2 separate regions of the Homo sapiens genome follow, and region 1 is linked to region 2. A link is a loop called in an ENCODE intact Hi-C map of the cell type or tissue named here. Cell type or tissue: PC-9. All regions are shown on one strand.

Region 1 (2,500 bases), 92 kb before region 2:
TGACTGTGGAGAGCACACGAAGCATCAGGACCTTCACAGACTGCAGTGATCACACAGAGCTGGAAAGACCATGAGGGCTTCATGGAAATGTGACATGTGTCATAGAACAGCAAGATTTCAATATGAAGGGATGAATGGATCAAGAAGAGAGAGCATGACTTAGAGGAAGTGAGTGCTGTGGAGTCGTGTTTGGAAAAGAGCAAGCAATATCGCTTGGTTGGAGCAAAGGGCAATACTTGGAGGTAATTCTAGGGGGCTGTCTCCTCTGGACTGCTATACACTTCTTATCTGCTGTCCCTGCCTCCAAGTCATCCATATGATAACATTGGTTGAGCACTGTCTGTGTGCCAGCCACTAAGTGTTTTGACTGAATAATCTCTTAATCCTCCCAACAGCCTCAAGAGGCAGTTACTGCTATTATACCCATTTGACAGTTGAGGAAAGCGAGGCACAGAGAGATTAAATTAGTCACTCATATCACACAACTGATACCTGGCTGTGGCAGAGTCTACTGTCTGTAAGTAAAAATCTACTCTCTCTTTTCTCCATAGCTGCACTGACCAATACAATAGCCACTAGGCATGTGTGGCTATTTAAATTAACTACAAATAAATAAAATGTAAGATTTGGCTCTCAGTTTCACTAGCCACACTTCAAGTGCTCAGTAGCAACATGTGGCAAGCAACTATCATATAAGAACAGATGCAGAACATTTCCGTCAACCCAGAAAGTTCTACTGGGCAGTGCTGGCTTATCATAATAGGAAGAATGCCAGGAATGGAGCAAGAGTGGACTTCTCAGCCTCCTTCACAGTAGGTGTGTCAGAAGTGGTGCATACTGTATCTAGTCCAGGATTTATAAAATAGACAACTTGTCTCCTCACTGGTCTCTCTACCCTTCCACCAGCTACAGGCCAAAAACAATGAGGCCCTGGAGGTGGCAAGCTCCCAAGAAGCCAGATCCCTGAGTCATCACATGGATGAGGCCACCTGCCAAGAAGACACACTCTCCTTAGACTGTTACATGATCCAGAAATAAACTTCTATTGTGTTTGTGCCATTATACATGTTTCAGTCTATATGTCACAGCCATTTAGCCTACCTGAACTAATTCGGTGTCACAGCCAGGATTTGAACCCTGGCAGTGTGAGTCTGAAGCCCACACTCTTAGCTACTACACATCTGCCGGAAAGATCTTTTTAAAATGCAAAACTGAGTCTGTCACTCTCCTGTTGAAAAATCTGGAAAGGCTTCCAGAACAAGGGCTTACAGACAAAATCCAAATCCCTTAATGGGCTCCGATGCCCTTAACTAATCCCTCAGTTTCATCTGCCATTTCAGCCCTTAATGGGTTGTGCCATTTTCACACCCTTGTGTAGTTACTTGCGCCCCTCATGCCCTCAGCCTGAAATACCCTTTCCCCACATCCTCAGCTGTTAAAATCCTAGTCATCCTTTGAAGTCCGGTCCAACTATACCTTTCTCCCTCAATCCAACCCAATCCCTGTAGTCAGAATGATTCACTCACTCTCTTGGAACTTTTCTGGGATTTTCGTCCTCTGCATGCATAGCATTACAATGGTAATAATAGAGGATAATAGTAATTACTATGTAATAGTCATGGTTCTAGTGATTTGCATATATTAATTCATTTAATTGCCATGCCAACCCTTTGAGGTAGGTACCATAATGGCCTCCATTTTGGAGATGAGAAACTGAGGCACAGAGGGAGATAATCACTTGACCACAGTTCCACAGCTAGTATTAGAAGGGCGGGGATTGAAGTCCAGGCAATCTGAGTCCAGAGTTGGGTTTTCTGCATGCATATTGTCTCCCCAATGAGACAGGAAGCTTGCTGAGGTTGGGAAGCATATGGGTTCACTTTTGGATCTCCCACAGCACAGGCACAAGGCCACATATGTGAATGTTCATTGTTGTAGATGATCATTTGAGTCCACTGTGCAGGGTCTCAAGATGGGGGCTCCTTTGGCCTTGGTAGCTGGCTGCTTCATGGCAGTGTCTTGGCCTTTGGGATTAGACTCTAACATGCAGACCAGGCTCAGTGTGTATCTTTCATTGCAGGATGGCTTATGATGCCCTAAACTTCAGCAGGAAAACTCATCCATGGCTTAATAGACTATTATCTTTAACAGCCCACAATCAGCCAGAAGCCCAGGAAGAGTTCATTGTTCTGTCTCCTGCTCCCGGGAGCTAGAAGCAGAGGGGGAAGGACTGAAGTTAAAGAGAAACCACTTCCAACTCCAGCCAGAGCTCAGTCTGGAAGCTGCAGCTGTCCATAGCTAAGACACCCCTTCATCTGCTCAACTGTTTCTAGCCAAATCTAATCAAAACAAATGGCAAATCCATGCAATCGGTAAAAGTAGCTGAGAAGGCAACCCCAGCCCTAAGCTGTTCAAGGACCCACATGCCTAATTTTCTCTTTTCCATCAGGCTGTGCAGAAATGGCCAACTTCAGAGATCTCTGAGGAGCCTCCCTGTAGA
Region 2 (2,500 bases):
GATCCTTCCCCCAGAAAGACAGGAACTGTAACTAGGCTTTGAGAGGGTGCTTGGCCTGAGATTTTGACGCAGCCAGAGTCCTGCTCATTCCCTTGGAGTTTGGAAACCCCTCAGCTGTGGGCCTCTGAGAGGCAGTAGATAAAGTGGGTAGGAGGGAGGCTGCCTGGGCTGAAATCCCCCCACCAGCAACTAGTGGCAGGTTGTCTTAGGCAAGCTCCTTAGCACTGAAAAGCCTTGGTTTCCTCATTGGTAAGTGGGGATAACACTAGCACCTCTCTCATGGGGTTTATGTGAGATGATGCAGATAAAGTGCTTGAGCGCACTTCCTGCCACATGCCAATCATTCAATAAACGCTGGTTATTACTATTATTGGTAAAGGAAGAGACATCAGGGTGATGGTGGATTCCTATGTATGTCTCTCTGAACCTATGGGGGGCCATCAAGACTGGGTCCCAAGAATGAACGTTCCTGATGAGCTAGTGTCTTTCTGGAAGAAGATCACAGTTCAGGGAATGAAAATATCAACCAGGAAGGTATCCTCACCGTGCTGGAGCAGACAGGAGAGGCAGAGAGCTGGGCGCAAGATGCTTCCCTGGTCCCAGCCTCAAATTCACATCTCACAGTTAATCAGAGAGGGCCCTGATCTCCCAGGGATGGGGAGAATTGAAGACACAGAGCATAGGCATCCCCTGATGGTTTCTGGAGGAGACAAAAGATTGTAGCAGAGAAGCGGGGGCTGGGGATGGGACACAAAGGAAACTTCAGTTCTGGAGGTGCCTTAAGTAGCCGGGCCCAGCTCCCCTCCAACCCGCCAGCCGCCGGCCTGCCCATGGCCTGCTCTGGCATGGCTCCGGGGGGCACAGTGCCAACCCCTGAGCTCTCCCCCCACCATGTCCTTTTGCTGATTCCAAAATAACTCTCTGCTCACTGCCCAAGTTTGGCCTCTCGGGTGTTTTTCTCCTCCTGGGACCTGTTCTCCCATGTCTGAAGGGCGGGAGGAGAGACCTGAATTGTCATTAGGGACTGGAGATCACTCCATTTTTGCCAATGGACTAGTTAGTACAAAGGGGACCCCACGATTCTCAGAAGCCCCCAGGTCAGTGAGTTCATTTCGGTTTGGCTAAAAGAAGTTGCCATTTCCAACATGGGGAAGGGAGATTGGCATTTTCTCCGCCACTCCATCTCCTGCACCTTCCCAAGGTGTCTGAAGCCCCAGCAGGCTCCTTGATCTTGGCCCTGCTCCCAATAGTGACTCACTAGCCTAAGGTCACATAGCCCATTAAGAATGAGCTCAGAGGAGGATCCTCACGGCCCCTCAGGGCATGTCTGCCCCCAACCCCCACAACAACACTCCCAATCCCAAATGACCCATTCACCCCTGCTTTTCCTTGGGCTATAGCAGAGAAACTCTAATTTCAAGGAACTCTGATTTCTGGGGAGAAGCTGTACTCTCCAGACAGTGCTAACCTAGAAGCCCAGATTCTTCCTCTTTGGAGAGTCTCCCACCAGGCGGCAGGCTTAGCCCCAGCTCCTCCGGGCATCCCCTGGGAGAAGGATCACTTCCTCCACCATCCCGGCCCAGGAGCCCAAGAGCAGAACTGGCTGCTTGAAAGGCCTGTTTCCCTGAAAGTCAGTGGGACGGGCTTTGTTAGTAAAGGAGGAGGGTGGGAGGGAAGGAAGGGTGATCTGATGGGGCTCCAGAAGATGAGACTCTGCCATCCTAACTCCCCGTCCTGTCACCAGTAGCTCTGCTGGGCCCTTTTCACAGTAGTTTATTTGTAGCTGAAGGCAATAAGAAAAACAATATTAATAGTAAACATTTTGTAAGCCCTTATAGCATAAAAAACCCTTTGCTTTCTTTGTCTCATTTGCTTCTCCTCACAACCCTTTGAGGTAGATACTATTAGTGTTTCCATTTTAAAGACTGAGAGACTGGAGCTTTGGGGAGGTTAAGTGATTTGCCCAAAGACACAGCTCATCAACAGTGGAGCTGAGACTCAAGCCTGCGCCCAGCAGGGCCTCCCCATTGGGATACCTTCTGTGCCCTGTGTGTCTCTCCCCCGGGGGGCGTGGGTCAGTGCAGGAAGCAGGCTGCAGCGCATGTGGGGCCATCAGGGTTGAGAGCCCATGGAATGGGGGGAAGGCGGGGTGGAGTGGGGGTGGGCTGGGGGCCAACTCTGCTCTGAGCCAGGCTTTCTTCTCCTCCGCCAGCCGCCCCACCCGGCCGCGCCCCATGCCCGCTGCTGCCAGAGCCGAGAGGTTTCCTTTTTCTTTTGCCTAGGGCTGTTTCCTGCCTTTCCTTTGAACTGGGGTGTTGGCTCCCCCACACATTCACCCACCTCCGGCGACCCCCCGGGTCTGCCTTCTGATGGGCCCACCCTACTAGGCTCCACTTTGGAGCAAGGCTGGCACAGGAGAGCCCCAGGGGACCCCACTTCCTGGAGTCACTGTACCCCTCCTTCACCCTTCTCTTCCCCACCCTGGTCTGGGTGCTGCCTG

What was found. Hi-C counts contacts between places; a loop is a spot of excess contacts. Peaks named below come from ENCODE experiments on the same cell type or tissue, not always from the same donor. Only the 100,000 strongest peaks of a DNase experiment are listed, where the experiment ranks them.
Region 1: a loop joins it to region 2, with 4 times the contacts of the local background. A loop is called at or near these places in 9 of 110 quality-filtered maps.

The regions. Positions count from the first base shown.
Region 1 is chr1:202,290,953-202,293,452 of GRCh38, reverse strand. All of the region lies in intron 6 of LGR6 (leucine rich repeat containing G protein-coupled receptor 6), which reads right to left. Among named protein-coding and RNA genes, the nearest start is that of UBE2T, 50 kb to the left of the region's middle. In PC-9, no CTCF peak of the experiment used is centred here; a DNase peak (open chromatin) is centred at 972.
Region 2 is chr1:202,199,230-202,201,729 of GRCh38, reverse strand. All of the region lies in intron 1 of LGR6 (leucine rich repeat containing G protein-coupled receptor 6), which reads right to left. Among named protein-coding and RNA genes, the nearest start is that of LGR6, 6.7 kb to the right of the region's middle. In PC-9, a CTCF peak has its summit at 1,483 (motif pointing right); a DNase peak (open chromatin) is centred at 1,269; H3K4me3 peaks cover 331 bases; H3K27ac peaks cover 643 bases.